3 separate regions of the Homo sapiens genome follow, and regions 1 and 2 are each linked to region 3. A link is a loop called in an ENCODE intact Hi-C map of the cell type or tissue named here. Cell type or tissue: A673. All regions are shown on one strand. Region 1 has its middle 98 kb from the start of HNMT. Region 2 has its middle 16 kb from the start of SPOPL-DT. Region 3 has its middle 7.4 kb from the start of NXPH2.

The links. A loop is a pair of places that touch in the nucleus more often than their neighbours do. Peaks named below come from ENCODE experiments on the same cell type or tissue, not always from the same donor. Only the 100,000 strongest peaks of a DNase experiment are listed, where the experiment ranks them.
Region 1: it touches region 3 in a loop (3-fold over the local background); 14 of 110 quality-filtered maps call a loop at or near these places.
Region 2: a loop joins it to region 3, with 2.9 times the contacts of the local background. A loop is called at or near these places in 14 of 110 quality-filtered maps.

What each region holds. Positions count from the first base shown.
Region 1 is chr2:137,862,060-137,870,059 of GRCh38, reverse strand. No RefSeq gene overlaps it. Among named protein-coding and RNA genes, the nearest start is that of HNMT, 98 kb to the left of the region's middle. In A673, a CTCF peak has its summit at 3,917 (motif pointing left); a DNase peak (open chromatin) is centred at 3,909.
Region 2 is chr2:138,482,058-138,490,057 of GRCh38, reverse strand. No RefSeq gene overlaps it. Among named protein-coding and RNA genes, the nearest start is that of SPOPL-DT, 16 kb to the left of the region's middle. In A673, CTCF peaks have their summits at 2,858 and 3,060 (motif pointing left); no DNase peak of the experiment used is centred here.
Region 3 is chr2:138,783,783-138,791,782 of GRCh38, reverse strand. No RefSeq gene overlaps it. Among named protein-coding and RNA genes, the nearest start is that of NXPH2, 7.4 kb to the right of the region's middle. In A673, a CTCF peak has its summit at 4,503 (motif pointing right); a DNase peak (open chromatin) is centred at 4,522; H3K27me3 peaks cover 563 bases.

The DNA of each region.
Region 1 (8,000 bases), 920 kb after region 3:
ATTATTTTTCCCAGTAAGAGTCAGCAAATAACCTGTGGTTATGATTTGTTTTCTTTAAGCATGAGCTACTAAATAACACTTTGCAGTTGAATGACAATTTACACTCCTGTTGTCAACAAAAGACCAAATCCGTATAGAAATGGCATTCTTATTCCATAATGATATATTTATTTGGTGTCATTGGACTTTGATCAATATCATTTTCTCAAAACATAGAACTCCTTTCTCGTGACTAAAAGAACAGCTTATATCAAGTCAAGTCTTCTAGTCCTAGTATCAGAATTTGATTATATGTTCCTGAATTTGTATCTAACTTTCTTCTTCCTTTGTGAAATCAAAATTATCTCTAGAGTGTTTTTAATCAAAAACAGTTACTAAATAAGAGATAATGAATGTGATGTGTTTATCACGCCAACAAGGTTTTATTACATCAAATGTTTGTAACATTTCAATGTGAAAATTTTTTTACACTTATTTGTTATTAAGGTCTCATTATCTGTGAGATAAGTCACAAAAAAACAAAGAGGTGAATGAGTTCAAGAACGCATGGAGGGTTTGTTAGTCTTAGGCACAGGAATGGGCTTTTGCTTAATCTCACAATTGCATGGGTTTAGCTCTTTCTGTCTGTAAACATTAGAAAAGATTTTAGCCACAAGTAAATGAAAACTTGAGTTACAGAAGTTCAAATGAATCAGGGTGTATTTTTCTCAAATTTTTTTTTAAGTCTTGAGTAAAGCAGCTTTAGTGTTGGTTTAACAGCTTGATTGTAGGGTTAATGTCTCTGAGATTCTTTGGGCCTTTCCTTCATCCTCGCTACCCTGTGGTCCAGGATATCTACCCATGTCCAGTTATGTTATTTGCATTCAAAGCCATAGCAAAAGGACAGGGGACCAAGACACTGAGCCTGTTGTCTTTCAAGAAATCAAACGTTTTTCTATTTTAACTTCCCACTGTCCTGTATGGCTACATAGCAGGCAGAAAGGTATTGAGATTTTTCTAGCATCTAAATGCAGAGGTGAGCAAAAGAGAGAAGAATTGAGAATAAATTTTGGATTTGCAAACCCACGGTGCCTACCATAACTGTTGATTCTCAATCTTTTTTGAACAAAAAGCCACACAGTAACTACCTGTTAAAAAGACTCTATAGACTGCCAATTCAGAGGAATGATAGTTTGAATTTGTAATCTCTCTTTACTGAACAGACAGGGTATTATAATTGGTTATATTTCTACCACATATACTGGTTGAATTTATGACATTATCTACATATTTACGTAATTTCTCCCCTCCAGGTCTTTAATCAAACATCACTTTCTCAGTGAGACTTTCTATGGCTATAGAAAACATACACTTATGTATACTTATATATCCACAAAGTGGCTGTTAATTGATTATTTATTGGACTTGGAATTGGTGGGTCAAATCCGTATAGTTTTAAAGATCAAAAGAGACCTGTTCCTCTTATCCCATTTTGTGACATGCAAACTTGACAGTAAGGAAGCCAAATAAACCTACCAAACTAAAAGCTCTTGATACGGAGGCTGTGAAAAGTATGATGTATTTTCTTTGTCAATCACTAGATTTTATTGAAGATCTAAAAGGTCTTAGCACAATATTAGGTACTTGGGATATAATTTAGACATTAGGTATTCTCTATGTCTTCAGGAGATGAACAGTTATTGACTACTTACAACTTGACAAATGGACCACCCCTCAAAAACGTCAGGGGCCTACTTTCTAATATAGAAATTTATACGCCTTGAGTAGGAATACTTTTACTTTCTGCTTGGCTGATATTGCTTTCATAACTCTGAAATTTGACTCATTTTGCTAACATACTTGATGTTAACATTTTAGCCTTATATATTTATAAAAATAATAGTTTGAATTACTGTCCCATAGAAAGAAATGCAAGCAATTTAAAATATGCTTCCCCTCAACTCAAATTTTGTCATTAAAATTCAATGAAGCTTCTTCATGATCCTATAAGTTATCTTAAATACTAACTGCTTACTGCTCTTAGCATCTTGGGAAGAAAACCAATGGGGTATTGCTGAATTTTTTGGAGGCATGCCATTGAAACAATTGTAAAGATATGTTCAAACAAGGGCCTCCAAGGTCAGGTCTATGCTTATTTTATAAATTTGTTTCAATGATCATAGTCTGCTCTCTGGGTCATATAATTGATTAAAAGATTGTCTCCCATCTGGCCTATGTACCTGGTAGGCTGCCACCAACTAAATTGATATCCCATAATGAAATCCATACCATTTTAGGATCACTATAGTTAACCATAATGTATGATATAGTTTCAAATAGCTAGGAGGAGGATATTGAACGTTCCCAACACAAATAAATGATAAAGCTTTGAGATAACAGATATGCTAATTACCCTCATCTAATCACTATATATTATAGGTATCCAAACATTACTATGTACCCCATGAATATGTATGAATATGGCAATTATTATTCGTCAATTAAAAAAATACAATTAGGCCAAAAAAATTTAAAAAAATTTTTTTTTAAAGAAATGGTAAGTTTTAATTGTGAGCCAGTCTATATTCTAATACATTAAGGGATCCTTTTAGAGAGTGTTGGGTGGTCAGATGAGCTAGTATTGTACAGGCTCACATAAATTGGCATGTATTTCATAGCTTCATGCTTGTGTTGGACCTATTTTCAGGGTGGTTTTTCACAGCGCTACTGTAATTAGCATGCAAAGAACATAAAATCTCTTTATAGTGAAGTTTTAGTTCAGTCAGTTAGATTAGTCTCAGCCCCAAGAGTAAGAGATTCTTTTGAAGACCAGTCATCTTTAAAAAGAGATAGAAAACAAACCCAGGGGAGAAACCCAAGTGTTCAGCCTAGGTGATAAACCTTTCTCATAGACAGATATAGCACACATACACACATTTGCAGGCATTTCATGGCATACAAGAAAGTGTCTCTGTAATTCATGGTAAACCTTTCTCATAGATAGATATAGCACAGATACACACATTTGTAGGAATTTCATGGCACATAAGAAAGTGTTTCTGTAATTCACGGATTAGCATGAAACAATTAGTAAAATAAAGATAATATCAAAACATAAAAATTAAGTTCATTATGTATATTTAGAGTACATAGACATACACAGATCTCAACATTGAATAACCACATGGAGATAAAAGAACTTTTTACAATTTGCGTATCACCTTTACTTCCAGGAGACAACTCATTTGCTCTTACGTTAACATATGACAAAGCCTGATGTCCAAGAGGAGGAAGGCTATAAAGACTTTTGCCTATTTACTCTCATCATCATTGTCACTACACTATAAATGGACTGACATTGAATATCAATTAGAGTTTCAATTTCATTAGTTACTTGTAAATATCATACATCATTTGTTAAACATATTTATCTTCATGTAAATATGTAACAAGTGATGTATAGTATATTTAATATTTGGGATAAAGTATTAACAAATTATTTTACTAACTTTATAAACAGATTACAGAATACTTTTGTGGAATATTCTCTAGGTGCCATTGATTATGCAGACCAAGTTAACATTATTAATAACACCAGATAAATTGTACTGAGTTCAGATAACTTCAGACACAGAAGAGCTGGGAGCATTGTACAATTTCCATCTTCTATAAGGCTGCTATGTCTATGAATGCAATTTTTTAAAATGTGTTAGGTGAAACCTTGAGAATCAAAAATAACTATAGTCACAGTAAAAATCCCAACATTACACTGTGATTGAAAGGCAGAAACTGAATTTTATGAAAACGTGCAATTCAATTAATGTAAGGTTAAGGAATTAATTGGTTCAACTCCATGTATTTAGTCAGAATGAGGCCCAGTGGTTTGTCTGTATGAGCTAAATCCATAACTGGTTTGGGCTGTAGTTTGGCACCACCTGGTGGCTGTTGCCCATTTTGAGTTAAATCCTAAGGGGGATGATTTGAGGTCTTGTGGATGGGTAGACCTTGACCCTCAATGTTTCCCTATCGGACCTCATTTCTTTGGACTCTCTGTCCACTCTTTCCCACCTCCATAAATACCTAGAACTATCAACTTCTCTGACACTTGATGAGGAATAGAATTCCATTATCAACTGTATTATATACAATTTATGTTATCAATTGTGGCATGCTGACATGAGTTTTAATATTTGAGAGTTTCAAATTAATAGTCAGTTTTACTAAAGGATTAATTTTCCTTAGACCTTTTAGTTCATCTATGTTTTATTAACTTATAAGTAATATTTAGATAAAAATGAGAGTAGTTTATTTCATCTTATTTAAAATTAATGGTTAACCCAAGTTAAGCAGTTAATGTTTCCTAACCAGTAGTTCCTGCTTACAAACTTAGTGAAGTACATTCTCTTAAACACACTAAACTAAATTTTATAAATTAAATATACATATATTTAAACATGATATGAAATGTTATTAATCTAATAAATAAATTGACATAAGCCAGGAACTGAGTTCCCATAAATATTACAGTTCAATTTACAAAAACATCCTATTTACTCACAGCTAAAAACAACAAAGCTAATATATCAAATTCTTTTTATTATTACCAGTATTTAAATAAAATACACAGATTGCAAATTTAACATAAAATATTAATACTTTAGGATTGATTAACTATTTTATTTACACATATTTCCTTGCCAGTCCACTGCTCCAGAGAGTTCTCCATGAAGTAATCATTTAAGTCTTCTCAACAATGGCTCAATTGACTGATGTGACTAGGTTAGAATATGGAGGTCAAGTATACTTATCAGTTTGAGCTTGAAATAGGGACACAAATTCTACCAGAATGATTTTCACAAAGTCTTTCTTATAATCCCTATGCCTCTATGCCTTTCACCGAGAATTTGGCTTTGCATTCTCTCTCCCCATCCAATGCTCTGTAACCTCTTTTAAGTTTTAAGCATGATTTTGGCTGATGCAATTTTGCCCTCAACCCTAGGTTATTGAATTTCCCCCAATATCTGTCTCGCTAGCAGCAGCTCTATTGTCATGCAAGTGATATGCTATGGACTCTGGCAGCCTTTTCATGCTTTTCTTGCTCTTCACTGGCCACAGATGTGTGGGACTGACAACCTCACTGAATACATATTTAAAGAATGACTTTTGAACGAATCTAAGGAGAACATATTATCTATTTGATAGATAGTTCAAAATACATTCATTTAGTATTTTGCTTCAACATGATTCACTTTGAGACTGAGACTGTTACTCCCATACACCCAAATTTATCTAACAATACATATGGACATCAATAAATTGTTGTAAGTTGAGAGCCCTGAATGCCAAATGTTATGAAGAAACTAGAAAAGACATCTCTCCTCACTCTCACACCCCACACAATCAGATGTCTCCAACTTGAGACTTAATTGCAATGTCACAAAGGCAGTTATATATTTCCTAGTGAGGAACGCATTACTTTCTTACACCCTATAGCCAAGCTATTGGTATAACCAGGTTATCGTTCCTCCAAAGAAGTGAGACTGATGTCCTAAGTCCTCTTATCTCCCCCAGAAGGAATTGCAGAATAATGGTGTCTATGACAATGTATTTTTAATTATTTGGGATATAAAGAAATATTTGTTAATTTACATTTTATAAATATATATGTATATATACCTACATCAAAAAAATCCATCAAACAAAATTTTTAGGCAAAGAGTAAGTCATATATTCTTGCTTAAGGCAGATTGTCAAGGAATACAGCAAAGTTGGAAATATTTGCCTTACAAACAATGAAGCCATAGTTTCTTAAACCATACTTATTCCATAAGAATAAAAAAGTCATGGCAGACATCAGATCCCATTTGAGTTTCTGCTGAGGGATTATAAAATCAATGCTGACATTAACAGATCTTCATTCATCTGTATGCTGCCATTTAAGGTACTATTGAGGAAAAAACCGAAAGCAGAAAATAAGAATATCCTGTGAAAGCTTATCTATGCTCTGATTATCTTTGTAAAAACTCCCTTTCATTGACTGCAGCTAAAGTAACATGAACAAAGAAAAATTACCCCAACTTTGAAAGACAAATTAATCTTCTGAGACAGTATTGGTTAATGTCATTGTTAAAAATAACCAATCAGCCAGTTCTAGACAACTGGTGAAGACAGCAGTAATGTTACCAGTTGCAAACTTAAAATCAGAAAGTAACATGTCCTTAAAAACAACTGTATTAAGCAAGTAAATATGTTTATTTGCAAAATCGGGAAATATAGAAAAGAAAAAAAAGTTAGGTTACTTAGTACTATTGCACAGAAAGAACTCCTATTAACCATTTGGTGTAGGCTTATATGGGCACCCTTTCTTACATAGAGAGGTTTAATTGACTCACAGTTCCACGTGGCTGGGGAGGCCTCAGGAAACTTACAATCATGGCAGAAGGCAAAGGGAAAGCAAAGACCCTCACATGGTAGCAGGAAAGAGGGAGCTAGCAAGAGCAGGGAAAACTGCCTTATAAAACCATTAGATCTCATGAGAACTCATTCACTATCATAAGAACAGCATGAGGGAAACCACCCCATGATCCAATCACTTCCCACCTGATCACTCCCTCAATGCATGGAGATTATAGAGATTACAATTGAGAAGAGATTTGGGTGGAGACACAGCTCAGCCGTATCAAAGGGAAATCAAAGCAGGGTAATTAATTAAAAGTCTACCTATAGGTCAAATATCCCAGTTTTCTCTCCACATCCCCTTTCCAAATGCTTGTAATGCAGCATTTATTCCCAGGAAAAATTAACAGGGCTCTTTTTGACAGAGATAAAATTACCTGTTTGGGAATTATGATTCCTAGGATAGATGTTGGCACTCTACTCTTTCTGGCATGTGCATTCCACTCAGCTTATAGTTTTGTCTCCATCCTCTCACCCTAAAGTTAAGCATTTTATATCTATTTAGCCTCTCTGATTTTCCTTCAGTGTATAGGTAAAACTCCTTAGTCAGGCGAGACTCACAACTACAGTTTGAACGTCTGTCCCTCACAAAGCTCATGTTGAAATTTTGTCCTGAATGTTGGATGTGGGGCCTAGTCATGAAAGGTTTGGTGCAACCCTTACAGGAATGAGTGAGTTCTCACTCTATTAGTTTCTGTGAGAGCTGGTTGTTAAAAAGAGTCTGGTACCTCCCTCCTCTTTCTTTTGCATCTTCTCTCAGCATGTGATCTCTGTTCACACTGGCTCCTTTTTGCCTTCCGTCATGATTGAAAGCAGTCTGAGGCTCTCACTAAAAGCAGATGCTGGTGTCATGCTTCTTTTCCAGCCTGCAGAAACAAGAGCTAAATAAAACTCTTTAATTAATAAGTTATTCAGTCTTGGGTATTCTTTTACAGCAATACAAAACAGACTAAGACACTCACATATTCAAAAGAAGAAGAAACCACAGCAATTTCCTAGAAAAGTTAACCCAGAAGCACGGCATGTTTTATATATGAAGTTGACTAAGATCTTGAAATAATAGGATACAGCACACTTTTAAGTTCAATATGCATTACTAACATTCTATCTCTTTCTTGTGTCTAGATAATCAATAAAACATGAAAGAAAGCCCTGATTTGTAGTGTTTGCCAACTTCTGTGATGTAAGTACTTCCACCCTTGGAGATTTCAAATGATCATTATGACATCTTTGAATACAGAATTGGGAAGAAATGCACAGAAGTACATCATTATATTGTATTCACAATATAGAAAGAATAGGAGTAAATAACTTCAAGATCATCAATAATAAAATGTAGTAAAATGATTAACAAGTAATGAATATCTTTTTTTCTAATGCATTTTATTTAATTTTAAGTGCATGTAATATGATGTTTAATAATGACCATATTTAGCAACTGGCTCAAACAATTTCTGATAATTTAACAATGAGCTTTTGGGAAATAAGCCAGTTTCCCCACACGACTGCACATTAGAGATTTCACTCTTGCTGGTAGCTCTTTCAGAAATATTCTCTTACCACCA
Region 2 (8,000 bases), 300 kb after region 3:
TAGGACCAGAAGTAGTGTCTGTTCCCACTACCGGCCAGATTGGAAAAACTCATAATTCATAGACACTGGATAAAGTACTCAAGAAGGTCTTGCCTCAGTGGTGGGAAATAATTAGCCCTAGCCTGAGAACTGCTCTCAACCTGCCAAACAAATCATAAAAGCAACATCTGAAAAGATCAAACTGTTTCCAAGTAACTTAACATCATACCTGAACAAAACTCAAGAAGATTTATGAGAGTTCAAAAGTATCCAGCACCCAACAAATTCACAAAGTATGCATGCAATCAAAGATTACCGGGCATGCAAAGAAAAAGAAAAACATATCTCATAATGGGGAGAGCAACCAGTCAATCAAAACAGACCCAAAATTGGCACAGATGATATAATTAGCAGAGAGAGACACTAAAACAATTATTGTGACTATGTTCCAAATGTTCAGAAAGCTAAGTAGAGATGGAATATATTTTTAAAAGACCCAAATCTGGTTGGAATTTCTGGTGGGAATATAAAATGGTGCAGCCACTTTAGAAAAGTCTGGCAGTTCCTCAAATTGCTAAACATATAGTTACTACATGACATAGCAATTCTACTCCTAGGACGTACCCAAGAGAAATGAAAATATTTTCGCACAAAAACTCATACATGAATGCTTATAGCAGCCTTATCTTTAACAGCCGAAAGGTAGAAACAACCCAAATGTCTATCATCTGATAAACAGATAAAATATGGTATATCCATAAAATAATTGAATATATTTAGTCATAGAAAGGAATAAAGCATGGACAGACACTGCAACCTTGCAAACTGCTAAGCGAAAGAACCAGACACAAAGGCCCATGTATTGTATGACTTCACTTGCATGAAATGTCCAGAGTAGGCAAATTCATAGAGACAGAAAGAAGATAGTGATTGGCAGGGATTGGGAGATTGGAAAGTGACTGCTAATAAAGGTGAGGTTTCTTTGGGAAGTATTGAAAATGTTCTGGAATTAGATGGTAGTGATGGTTGTACAATCTTTTGAATACACTGAATACCACTGAATTGTATACTTTACATGGGTAAATTTATGGTATGTTAATTATATCACAACAATGATGGTTAAAAATAGATGCAATCAGAATCAATTTATCTTTCTACTACCATGTTAGTTGTATAAACTATCTTCCATTTCACTCCTTCTATTCTGTCCCTAACCCATCCCATCTTTCCACTAATAAGGTTACACAAGGTTACCAATGACCTGAATGTATCTAATTCATTGTCAGCCTCTGTTCAGTTTTTCCTAAATCTCTCAGCAGCATCAAAATCTCTCAACATTGCATCCTTTTAGTAACAGCAGCATCTTCTATAGATTTCATGAAATACACTCACCTAGTTTTCTCTTACCAGACTTTATAGCTGCATACTCATAATCTTCACTTAAATGTCCAGTAGGTACCTAAAGCCTAACATGTATATGACAGAATTCGGATCTACTTGCTGTAACCACATCCTACAAATACGCATTAGGTAGGCCCATACCTACTCCTGCCCTAGTCTTTCCCATGAGAGTTAACACACAATCATATATCCAGGTGCTCAGGCCAAAAACTAGGGAGTTGTTTACCATGTTTTATTGCTCTCTTTCCCTAATCCTACCACATCAAATCCACTGGCAGGTCTTAATAGTTCTGCCTCCAAAAATCTATGTGGAACCTATCTCCATTCTCCAGTTATTTATTCAGAGGTTAAAGAGGAGACTGGAATGGTGCCTGAGGGATTAGATTCTATCTGGTCTTGTGAACTGTTACATGAACATTCACCTTTATTCCGAATAAGATACAGAGTTTTGACCAAAGTAATAACATGATCTGATTTAAGTCTTAAAAGGATCACTCTGACTTCTGTAGTGAAATTAGACTGTGGGGGAAAATGAAAATAGGGAACCCAATCAGGAGGCTATTGAAATTTTAAAGAAGGATTATGGTTCGGACTAGAAAGTTGGGGGCAATGGAGGTGCAAGTGGTGACTGAGTTCTATTTATACTTTTAATATAAATAGAGCCAAAAAGATTTGCTGATAAAGTAAGGATGTAGAGTGTGAAAGAGAAATTAAATGATGCCAGGACTTTGGTCTGAGCAAATGGAATGATGAGTATGCCATTTCCTAAGTAGAAGATTATTGAGTGAGCATGTTTGGATAGGAGGATATAAATTTGGTTTTTAAAATTTCCAGTTGGAACTATTTATCAGGTACCAGATAGAGCTATCAAAAAGGATAGTGGATATATAAGTCTGGAATTTAGAGGTGAGATCAAACTGGATAAATAAATTCTGGAATTTTCATTTTATATGTGATATTGAAAGCCACAGAAATTAACAAAATCATAATGTAAGCAGCATAGATAGAGAAAAGTTCATGGGCTTAGCCCTGGGGGCCCTCCAATAGTTAGAATCAAAGAGACAAGGCAAAACTAGCAAAGTAGGTTGTGGTAAAGTAGCCAGTGAAGTAGAATAAAAACCAGTTGAGCATATTATCATTTTCAGATAGGCAGAATTGCAGCATATTTGACTGCTATGAAGAGGGAAAAATTTGGGACGCAGGTAGAGCAAGATGAATTGCTAGAATTATATCCTTCAGTGGGGAGGAAAGTATAGGATTAGAACTAGAAGACATGTTGGTCTGGATAGGCACAGGGTGTTCATTTATAGTAACAGAAAAGAAGGCAGTAGGTGGGCACAGATGCAGAGATACAGGTAGGTATTTGGTAGGAGATTCTGGAGGTTCTCTTATGAAGGACAGATAAGATCATTGAAGAAGAGAAGAGAGAAAGTCAAGGAACTGAGAGGCCATGGAGTTGAAAGGATCATCCACGTGAATATTACAATCACCAAGAACTATTATAGGAATAGTGTTTGATAAAATGTCAATCAGCTAAAGGCTAAATCTTTAAGGAATAAGGAGGAGTGGTCAAGGGAAATACAGTGAATCATAGCAATATGGTGGGAAAATATGATATTAAAAGCTGGGGTTTTAGGGGAAGAAGAGAAAATGATCTGGAAGCAGTAAGGAGCCCCCCACTGGCCTAGTGGTATGTGGCATCTGAGAGAAGATATTGGCTCTACTTGAGAGGGCTACAGGAAAAGCTGTGTTTCCAGGGGAGAGAGAAAGACACGTGGAAATATGGAAATGCATGTATTAAGTTTTTGGCTGTCACAGTAACTAGTGGAATTCTGTGTCCAAAGAAGAGACATGCTAAACATCCTGAAAGGTAATGGCAAGATTATATGACATGGACATATGCTACCCAAATGCCAGTAGCACCCCTGTTAGGAATCTAAAAGTAGAAAGAACATTCAGAGAAAAGGCTTGGATTGATTGTCTTAGTTGAATTTCTCCAGAAACAAATCTTGATTGTAAGTAATTTATTCAGAAGTACTGGGAAAACCAGTAAAGGAAGAGGGAAGTGATCCAGGGAAAAGAAGGCAGTCATCCAATGCAGTATCGAGCCAAGGTACTGCCATGGGCAACTGGAGTTTAACCTTATGGGAAGCTCAAATGAGGAAATCTGAGAAAGGAGAAAAACACACTCCTCACAGTTATTTAACCTCAAGAGTGAGGTAGCTGAAGTGAATACACACCAGCTTCTGAGAGTCATTGGTAGAAGGCTGCAGATCTGATGAACATGAGCAGAGCACTGACAGCCTCTGTTATAGGATGTAGAATAAAGGTTTATCTCTAGGATAAATTACAATGAGGAGAATCTTCTGGGTCTAAGAATAAGTGCTTGTGTGATTTTGATAGATACCTGCAAATTGTCCATCACAGACAGTATACTAATTTACATTCACCCCAGAAATGTATGAGAATATTTCTTTCTACCCTCCCCAAGTTTATATTCTATTAAGCTCTCTTCTTTTTGCTAATCTTTAGTAAATATACATTTCAGTGTAATTTTCATTTTCATTTATCTTATTAAGAGTGAAATCGAACAGCTTAACATATATTTAGCATTTTTTATTTCCTTTTCTGCAAACTGCCTGTTAACATTCCTTGTTCATTTTACTTTCAGTTACCAGTCTTTTTCTTACTGATCTGTAGAAAAGCAATATGAGGTTCAAATATTTTCCCAGTCCGTTATGTCTTTGGAATTTCTTTTTCTTTTTTCTTTCTTTCTTTCTTTCTTTTTTTTTTTTTTTTTTGAGATAGAGTCTTGCTCTGTCGCCCAGGCTGGAGTGCAGTGGCATGTTCTTGGCTCACCACAACCTCTGCCTCCTGGGTTCAAGCGATTTTCCTGCCTCAGCCTCCTGAGTAGCTGGGAGTACAGGTGTGCACCACCATGCTCAGCTAATTTTTGTATTTTAGTAGAGATGGGGTTTCACCATGTTAGCCAGGCTGGTCTCCAACTCTTGACCTCAGGTGATCTGCCCGCCTCAGCCTCCCAAAGTGCTGGGATTACAGGTGTGAGCCACTGCGCCCAGCCTGTCTTTAGAATTTCTTTATGGAATTCTGTCCATTTCTCTTCATCTCCTCTACTGATCCAAGCCTCCTTCTCTCAGCTCCCACTTACACTAAACCCTCGCCTCCTATTAAATCTCTCCTTCCACTCTGCCACCAAGACACTATTATTTTCTATGTACAAGATAGGGAGCAATGTGAAAAATATGAATCAGTTCATACTACATCCCTACAAAAAATACCCCAAGGACTGCTTCCTAGTACACATAAATCTAGACCCCATGTTATGGCCATTTTGGCCTGGTATGATTCACACCTTGCCTCCTCATGTCCTACCCCTAAAATTTCACATTGTTTACTTTCTTCTTCATTTAGCAATCAGCATGATATCACCCTCTGAGAAAAGCCAACCACTGCCTTCTGAGTCAAAATGGCATGCACACCACAGTGTGTGAGATACCAGTGAGGTACCCACATCTCCAGCTTTCTGATCTCTTTCTGCCTCTTTGTATTATATTTCTCTTATTATTTAGTATGATGCCAAGCACATAATAGACTCTTAATACTTTGTCCAAAAGTATTCCTCAAAATTAAAGGATATTGTCTTACATTCACATTCTTGTAAGTCTTTCACATTTTAGAGCATTTTCTAAATTACTTTATTTTGAACAAATATTATTTGGAGAACACAAACTGAAATAACCCAAATCAATACTAGATTTATTTATTTATTTATTTTTCCTTCAACTTTTAAGTTCCACGGTACTTGTGCAGGATGTGCAGGTTTGTTACACAGGTAAACATGTGCCATGATGGTTTGCTGCACACATCAACCCATCACCTAGGTAGTTTTTATATATATATATTTTTATTACACTTTAAGTTCTAGGGTACATGTGCACAACCTGCAGTTTTGTTAACGTATGTATACATGTGCCATGTTGGTGTGCTGCACCCATTAACTCATCATTTACATTAGGTATATCTCCTAATGCTATCCCTCCCCACTCCCCCCATGCCATGACAGGCCCTGGTGTGTGATGTTCCCCTTTCTGTGTCCAAGTGTTCTCATTGTTCAATTCCCACCTATGAGTGAGAACATGCGGTGTTTTTTTGTCCTTGCGATAGTTTGCTGAGAATGATGGTTTCCAGCTTCATCCATGTCCCTACAAAGGACATGAACTCATCCTTTTTTATCACTGCATAGTATTCCATGGTGTATATGTGCCACATTTTCTTAATCCAGTCTATCATTGTTAGACATTTGGGTTGGTTCCAAGTTTTTGCTATTGTGAATAGTGCCATAATAAACATACGTGTGCATGTGTCTTTATAGCAGCATGATTTATAATCCTTTGGGTATATACCCAGTAATGGGATGGCTGGGTCAAATGGTATTTCTAGTTCTAGATCCCTGAGGAATCGCCACACTGTCTTGCACAATGGTTGAACTAGTTTACAGTCCCACCAACAGTGTAAAAGTGTTCCTATTTCTCCACGTCCTCTCCAGCACCTGTTGTTTCCTGACTTTTTAATGATCGCCATTCTAACTGGTGTGAGATGGTATCTCATTGTGGTTTTGATTTGCATTTCTCTGATGGCCAGTGATGATGAGCATTTTTTCATGTGTCTGTTGGCTGCATAAATGTCTTCTTTTGAGAAGTGTTGGTTCATATCCTTCAGCCACTTTTTGATGGGGTTGTTTGTTTTTTTCTTGTAAATTTGTTTTAGTTCATTGTAGATTCTGGATATTAGCCCTTTGTCAGATGAGTAGATTGCAAACATTTTCTCCCATTCTGTAGGTTGCCTGTTCACTCTGATGGTAGTTTCTTTTGCTGTGCAGAAGCTCTTTAGTTTAATTAGATCCCATTTGTCAATTTTGGCTTTTGTTGCCATTGCTTTTGGTGTTTTAGACATAAAGTCCTTGCCCATGCCTATGTCCTGAATGGTATTGCCTAGGTTTTCTTATGGGGTTTTTATGGTTTTAGGTTTAACATTTAAGTCTTTAATCCATCTTGAATTAATTTTTGTATAAGGTGTAAGGAAGGGATCTAGTTTCAGCTTTCTACATATGGCTAGCCAGTTTTCCCAGCACCATTTGTTGAATAGGGAATCCTTTCCCCATTTCTTGTTTTTGTCAGGTTTGTCAAAGATCAGATAGTTGTAGATGTGTGGTATTATTTCTGAGGGCTCTGTTCTGTTCCATTGGTCTATATCTGTGTTTTGTTACCAGTACCATGCTGTTTTGGTTACTGTAGCCTTGTAATATAGTTTGAAGTCAGGTAGCGTGATGCCTCCAGCTTTGTTCTTTTGGCTTAGGATTGACTTGGCAATGCAGGCTCTTTTTTGGTTCCAAATGAACTTTAAAGTAGTTTTTTCCAATTCTGCATCACCTAGGTATTAAGCTCAGTGTTCATTAGCTGGTCTTCCTGATGGCCTCACTCCCCCTACCTCCCCACATGAAAGGCCCCAGTTTTTGTTGTTCCCCTCCCTGTGTCCATGTGTTCTCATTGTTTAGCTCCCACTTATAAGTGAGAGCATCTAGTGTTTGGTTTTCTGTTTCTGTGTTAGTTTGCTGAAGATAATGGATTCCAGCTCCCTCCATATCCTTGCAAAGGAAATGATCTCATTCCTTTGTATGGCTGCATACTATTCCATGGTATATATTTTCTTTATCCAGTCTATCACTGATGGGCATTTGGGTTGATTCCATGTCTTTGCTATTGTGAATAGTGCTGCAATGAACATGCAGGTGCATATATCTTTATAATAGAGTGGTTTATTTATTTATTTATTTTTTGAGACTGAGCCTTGCTCTGTCACCCCAGGCTGGAGTGCAGTGGTGCGATCTCGACTCACTGCAGCCCCTGCCATCCAGGTTCAAGTGATTCTTATGCCTAAGCCTCCTGAGTAGCTGGGACTAAAGGCACATGACATCACACCTGTCTAATTTTTGTATTTTTAGTAGAGATAGGGTTTCACTCGTTGGTCAGGCTGGTCTCAAACTCCTGACCTCTAGTGATCCGCCCACCTCAGCCTCCCAAAGTGCTGGGATTACAGGCATGAGTCGCTGCACCCGGACTGTAATAGAATGATTTATATTCCTTTGGGTATATACCCAGTAATGAGATTGTTGGATTAAATGGTATTTCTGCCTCTAGATCTTTGAGAAATCACAACACTATCTTCCACAATTGAACTAATTTCAATTGAACTAATTTACTAATTTGTTGAACTAATTTACACTCCCACTAACAGTGTAAAAGTGTTCCTTTTTCTCTGCATCCTCACCAGCATCTGTTGTTTCTGGACTTTTTAATAATCGCCATTCTGACTAGTGTGAGATGGTATCACTTTAAATCCCTATCAAGGTCACTGGTTTTAAATGCTTATAGAACTGGTTTAAAGGGAGGGAAAATAAGGCATGATAATGTAAAAGATTCAGTTTTTCTGGGAGGATTTTACAATTGCAAGAATACCATGTAAACACGCTTTTCAAATATCACTTAGAAAGCAATGTGACAAGTATAAATATTGTGAAGATACAATGAATGAAAACAAAT
Region 3 (8,000 bases):
TAGATAGACTGCTAGCTAGACTAATAAAGAAGAGAAAAGAATCAAATAAACACATTCAGGAATGATATGGGGGAATATCACCACTGACCCCACAGAAATGCAATCATCAGAGAATACTATAGACACCTCTATCACAAATTCTAGAAAATCTAGAAGAAATGGACAAATTCCTGGACACATACACCCTCCCAAGACTGACTCAGGAAGAAACTGAATCCCTGAATAAACCAATAATGAGTTCTGAAATTGAGGCAGTAATAAATAGCCTACCAACCAAAAAAAAAAAAACAAAAAACCCAGCACCAGAGGGATTCACAGCTGAATTCTACCAGAAGTAAAAAGAAGAGCTGGTACATTTCTACTGAAAAATTGAAAAGGAGGGACTCCTCCCTAACTAATTCTGTGAGGTCAGTATCATCCTGATACCAAAAACCTGGCAGAGATACAACAAAAAAGGAAAACTTCAGGCCAATATCCTTGATGAACATCAATGCAAAAATCCTCAATAAAATATTGGCAACTGAATCCAGCCACACATCAAAAAGCTTATCCACCATAATCAAGTTCGCTTCATCCCCAGGATGCAAGGTTAGTTCAACATATGCAGATCAATAAATGTGATTCATCACATAAACAGAACTAAATGCAAAAACCTCGTGATTACCTCAATAGATGCAGAAAAGGCCTTTGATAAAATTCAATATCCCTTCATGTTAAAAACTCCTCAATAAACTGAAGGAACACACCTCAAAATAATAAGAGGTGTATATGACAAACTCACAACCAATATCATACTGAATGGGCAAAAGCTGGAAGCATTCCCTTTGAAAACTGGCAGAAGACTAGGGTGACATCTCTCAGCACTCCTATTCAACACAGTATTGGAAGTTCTGGCAAGAGAAAGAAGTAGAGGTACTCAAATAGGAAGAGAGGAAGTCAAATTATCTCTGTTTACAGGTGACATAATCTTATATCTAGAAAACCCCATCATATCAGCTTCTTAAACTGATAAGCAACTTCAGCAAAGTCTCAGGATAGAAAATCAATGTGCTAAAATCTCTAGCATTCCTGTACACCAATAACAGGCAAGCAGAGAGCCAAATCATGAATGAACTCCCATTTGCAATTGCTACAAAAAGAATAAAATACCTAAGAATACAGCTAACAAGGGAAGTGAAGCATCTCTTCAAGGAGAACTACAAACTGCTGCTCAAAGAAACCAGAGATGACACAAATGGGAAAACATTCCATACTCACGGATAGACAGAATCAATATCATAAAAAAGAGCACACTGCCCAAAGTAATTTATAGATTTAATGCTATTCCCATTAAACTTCCATTGACGTTTGTCACAGAATTAGAAAAAAAACTATTTTAAAATTCATATGGAACCAAAAAAGAACTTGAATAGCCAAGACAACCCTAAGCAAAAAGAACAAAGCTGGAAGCATCATGCTACCTGACTTCAAACTATACTACAACGCTATGGTAACCAAAACAGCATGGTACTGTTACAAGAAAAGACACATAGACCAATGGAACAGAATAGAGAACTCAGAAATAAGACCACACACCTACAACCTCTGATCTTCAGCAAATCTGACAAAAACAAACCATGGGGAGAGGATTCCTTATTTAACAAATGGTGCTGGGAGAACTGGCTAGCCATGTGTAGAAAATTGAAACTGGGCTCTCCTTACACCACATACAAAAATTAACCAAGACGGATTAAAGACTTAAATGTAGGCCAGGTATAGTGCCTTACATCTGTAATCCCAGCACTTTGGGAGGCCGAGGCAGGTGAATCACCTGAGGTCAGGAGTTCAAGATCAGCCTGGCCAACATGGTGAAACCTTGTCTCTACTAAAAATACAAAAATTAGCTGGGCATGGTGGCACACACCTGTAATCCCAGCTACTTGGGAGCTATGGCAGGAGAATCGCTTGAACCTGGGAGGCAGAGGTTGCAGTGAGCCAATATTGCCCTACTGCCCTCCAGCTTGGGCAACAGAGTGAGACTCTACCTCAAAAAAAGAAAAAAAGGAATACTTAAATTTAAAACCCAAATCTATAAAAACCCTGTAAGAAAATCTAGGTAATACCATTCAGGAACTAGGTATGGGCAAAAATTTCATGATGAAAATGCCAAAAGCAATTGCAACAAAAGCAAAAATTGATCTAATTAAACTAAAGAGCATCTGCACAGCAAAAGAAACTATTATCAGAGTGAACAGACAACCTAGAGAATGAGAGAAAATTTTTACAATCTATTCATCTGTCAAAGGTCTAATATTCAGAGTCTGCAAGGAACTTAAACAAATTTACAAGAAGAAAACAAACATTAAACATTGCCTAGTAAAAAGTGGGCAAAGGACATGAACAGACACTTCTCAAAAGAAGACATACATGCAGCCAACAAACATATACAAAAAACCTCAACATCACTGCTCATTAAAGAAATGTAAATCAAAACCAAAATAAGACACCATCTCACACCAGTCAGGATGGCTTTTATCAAAGTCAAAAAAACAGCAGATGCTGGCAAGGTTGTGGAAAAAAAGGAATGCATTTACACTTTTGGTGGGAGTTTAAATTAGTTCAACCATTGTGGAAGACAGCATGGTGATTTCTCAAAGACGTAGGGGCAGAAATATCATTTGACCCAGCAATTCCATTACTCTTTATGTGCCCAAAGGATTATAAATTGTTCTGTTATAAAGATGCATGCACACATATGTTCACTGCAGCACTACTCACAATAGCAAAGACATGGAATCAACACAAATGCCCGTCAATGGTAGACTGGATAAAGAAAATGCGGTGCATATACGCCATGGTATACTATTCAGCCATAATAAGGGACAAGATCATATCCTTTGCAAGGGCATGGATGGACCTGGAAGCCATTATCTTCAGAAAACTAATGCAGGAACAGAAAACTAAACACTGTGTGTTCCTACTTAAAAGTAAGAGCTGAATGATGAGAACACATGGATACATGAAAGGGAACAACACACACTGGGGCCTGCCCGGGCTGGGAGTGGAGGGAGAGCGAGTATCAGGAAGAGTAGCCAATGGATGCTAGGCTTAATATCTAGGTGATGGGTTGATAGGTGCAGCAAACCACCATGGCACAGGTTTACCTATGTAACAAACCTGCACATCCTGCACATGTACCTCTGTACTTAAAATAAAAGTTGAAGAAAAAAATTTAAAACAAAAACGAAAATAAGTGTAAGTAAAATTCCTACTTCCACCTACAAACATAACTTTAAAAAATATTCCACTGCCAAAACAGAATGGTTTAAAATGATAGTTGAATATTTTAATTTATGGTCTTTCTCATTTCAATCAAAATGTTTACATCTATCATTATTCAATAATATACAGAAAACTGAATAAGTTAAATATATTATACAGTCCCAGAATCAGGATATTCAATTTCAAAAATTACAATCTGAAATAGAATACAACCTGAAGTAAGTATGACCTGGCAAAAATAACACCGAATGACTGAATAAGCAATTTAGAATAATTGAGTTAAAGGCATAAGTTGCATTTTAATAACTTTAGAAATTAAGATAGGGCATTTTATTTTCTGGTATATTGTTAAATCTATACACCTGCATTAAGTTCCTGTTAAGTACAGCCTTATAATCTAGATTTTCACCTAAGTTAATGTTGACATATTGGGCTTTTCTCTTCATTACCTCTCAATGATCAATATTGATCTTATGTCCTTGGCTTTTCCCTTACAGCTATTTGTCCTAAATGGGACAACTGCTCATTTTGCTACAGTAAGTAAGATCCCTCTGCTCTTTGACTGTGTCTCCCATCTCACTTGGCATAGTCTCTCAGTGTCTCACTGTTCCGTGTTTTCTCCTGATATGTTCCTTTCTGCAAATCTGATTAAAGCATAATGTACTCTTCTGGGTAAATTACAAGATGCTTAACAAAGAAAAACTCCTGGGGAAAGAATATGATTTGGTTAGCATAAATTGGATGAGTTTACCTTATGCTGAATATTGTTTATCTGTTTATTTTCAAGTATTTTGACCAATACTATCAATTGGCATGTACATTCTACCTAGTATTAAGTGCAAAATAACTATAAAGAATCTTTTTAACTTCTTATTTTCCTTTATGTACACATGAAGACACAGGATTATTGATTGAATCTATATAGCGAAGCTCATTTGAAATTAGTAACATTTTTATCCATTCACATTGCTCAGCAAAGTGCAAATTAGATTTAAGCTATTTATAGTCAACCATTTCAAGGAAGGACAAGCAGGAACCTGCCTACCCATTATATTTCACTTATATTACAACTTGTGTGACTTCTGATCAAGTGATCCCCCAATCTCAAAGGCAATGAGTGATGTCTGGAAGTGATATTGTCCAAGAAGGCAGGTCCCAAGTGTGCTAAAACCTATGGCATATATTCAGCCCCCACACAAAATTATCTTTAAAAGAGCTATGGCAATTTGCCTGTTCACCTTTTATGAGGCAATGCCACATTTGGCCAGTAGATAGCACCCAAGATATTCCAATAAATATAGTGAAAAAAATCTCAGCGTGATTATTACTTTGCCAGGGAAATACCAGACAAGTTCATTTTTGATCAGCTGAGGAAGAAAATAGAAGTCCCCACTGATTAGAAATTGGGATTTTTTTTTTAACCAAATCCTAGTAGCCTCTTAATGTAAACCTGTACTTTATCAGAGTAGGAAAATTAGCTGACTTGTTTCCTAACAGAACTTCTGTTTGCATGTGGGAAGGTACCACACATTTGACACAGATTTAAATAACACATGAAAGCAGCACTTGAACAGTAATGCTGAGGTCCGGAGAGACCACGAAGAACACCGTGCCATTGCATTTCACAAAAACAATGAAGAAGACTCAAAAGGCAACACTGTGCAGAACTCATTGATCCTGCCAAAGGGCACAGTGAAAAAGTCACATGCATTTCAGAATGCAATGTTAAAATTACTAAGAACCTGGCTATAAACAAACAAACTAAAATAAATCATAATTACCTAAAGCTGGTGGATAGTGCCTTGGTGTTTTTAAACTTGCTGGTTTAACATAGCTGCTGCTTATGTTTTGACAAGTGGTGACATCCTTGTTGCATAGGGAGCAATTTCATGTTCCTTTGGCGGTAAGAATAGTAAAGAGAGCTGCATATGTGATACTTGAACCATCATCCACATGTTACAACTTCAGTTCATCTTCTACAGCAAGTATGGCTCTACATTTAATAAGGTGATGAGTGTTAAGGAACCAGGCAAGTACAGAAATGTGGGATAAGAAGTTAGAAGATGAGAGTCATTCAGTTAGAGACCTAGCAAAGAAAAGCTATAGGCACCTGAACCAGGAAAGACCATGTCAAGTGGTGATGAAGGTTCAGGTTCTTATACAAATTAGTTTCTAGGAGTTAGGTTTTTGTTCTCTGCTCTCCAGGGTCTAACATCAAGCCTTCTCCAGCTGCCACACCCAGCCCACTTTAAGGGAATTACACACAAACTCAGAATGGCTGGCCCAGTATCCTGCTCAAGAATTTTAAAATTTGGTTTAAATTGCCTAAAACTACCTTCAGCCACTGAACTTCCTATTCACATAGGCTATTAAATTTCCTCTGTTGTAGTTGTTTGACTTGTTTGAGCTGTGTTTGGGCACTTGCAACCAATAGTGCTTTATTCATTCATGATAAGAAGTTGTGGGGGTTCGAGGGGCAATGGCATTTACTCCAATATCTTTTCATCCCAGGTCTCTGTCTTCCCCCTCTTAGGAACTCTTAAGTATTCTCAAATTGGGAAATTTGCATTTGGTTAACTAAGATGATATTTTGTAAATATGTGTCCCCCTCATTGTTCTTTCATAATCATCTTGGTACAGGAAATAGGCACCTCAGAGCTCCGGGCTACCCCACAGAGTGAGCTTACCATAGTCCAAAGAGGCACTAATCCTGGGGCCTAATCTTGATCTGCCACAATCTGGCTGTGTGACTTTGGGGATATCACTTTCTCTCTCTGGGCCTCAGTTTCTTCATCTACAAACTGAGGAGGTTAAACAAGATGTTCCAATTCTAACCTTCCATGGTTCTGTTCCCCTGCTTTCGCTCCATATATGAAGCAACATTTGAGGCAGGTTAAATAATTCCTTTGTAATGAAAGCTGTCATGTTTGATGTACAAGTAGACAAGGTGATTATTCAGTTAAATAATCATGCATCTGTGGACAATGCATGGGAACACACATGGAACAATAATGACAGGTTTATTTCTATCTACCCATGGAAAGATAATGACAGGTTTATCAGTCATTTACCAAATCATTCTGATTTGGTAGAGATGCAATATTGGCACCCAGGAAGAAGCTCTTTGCTGCCTTGTCAGTCTTGAGTGATGTTCTCTTGACCCAGGTGCCCTTTCATCACAGGGCCTGCTGGGATCCTGCCTGCCTCCCTTCCCCTCTAGCCTCTCCTCTTGACTACTGATAGTTGCATCAACTACCAACACACTCCTGTTACCTCCTTCCAGCATCCAAGTGAAGAGATAATGAAGAGGTAGTATTGCAGCCACCAAAGGTTGGGAGAAAAGCACTTTAACTACAGATCAGTTAATTGTGTTTAAACCTGGAACAAATGATAAATTTATGCAATAAAACTTCATAAATCCTCCAATCGTGCTAAATATTTACAAAGAAAATGTCCAGTTGTTGCCTGAGAAGGTCCTACAGAATCAAGAAAGTAAATAGGTCCTAATGATAGTTGGTTACAGCCTCAGCGTATTCCAACAATTAGGGCTATAATTCTGTAGAGGATGGAAGAAAGGCAGGAAGGAAGGGAAGGATAGAGGGAGGGTGGAGAAAAGAAACACAAGTTCCTGGTAGAGTAGTAGGGCCCAACCATGGCTGTATGTTGAAATATCCTGGGTGAAAAATATCAATGTTCAAGCCCACCCTCAGTGATGTTTGAAGTTCCATGTGATTCTATTATGCAATCGGTGTTGAGATTCAATACAATACAGCATCACATTTCCTTAAATAAGTGACTCAATCACTAAAGAAAGAGTGGCCACTCAAAGGGATTTTATAACAGTTGTTAAGAATTGTTACCAAAAACCCCACCAGCTTCCTATTGCAGAGGTCTGAGAAGCTGGAAGCCTTCCTGAGAATTTCCCCTATCCTTGGGGTAAATGCTACCATGTTCTGGAATCCTGAGTCTGAGGGCTGCACAGTAGCCTCACGCCATATCATTCCCTTTCCCTCATACCCTTTTAAAATTACTGCCAGATCAATGCTTCAGGCTCCTTATAGTCAAACCTGTTTTCCTGATTATAAGGTAGACCCTGAGGCTTTTAGCATTCATAGATCATTGTCACATTTATTATTAGCTAGAGGTTCATTTGTTGACTACATCAAAACTTTTATAACTGCTGGCCAATTGGAAAATACCTGAGGCAGAGTAATGAACTGGAACAGGCAGTGCACTGAGAATCTCAGGCCTTTGAATCAATTTACGGATCCGCCCAAGCATCTCTAGGTGACTTGATGCAAGTCACAGAACTTTTCAGGCCTGTTTTCTTAACTGTAAAGTGAGTAAGTTGAACACTATCTAATATTCACTTGAAACTCTGAAATGCATACTATTTCCTTCTCCACTTTCTGGTAATGATACTAATGAACAGTACGGGATGAGAAAGTTAAGTACAGGGAAAGCACTGGAAAAAACTAATGGTCTGGATGAGCCATAAGTTGACAAATTTGATCTCAAAGCATTGAACATAACCCTAGATATGTTCTTTGCTTTTAAAAGACTACAACTGGATCACGTAGCAGTAAAATTTGGTAGGTCCCACTTTCTACTACGGGTTTGTATGAGAAAAAAAAAACCACTCTTTTTCCCCTCACACTGTGAAGACTACCTTTCAAAATGAGAAAGCACTGATCTGATTCTCTAGTTGTTAAATAGACTGGAAAAGAGAAAAAGCGGTG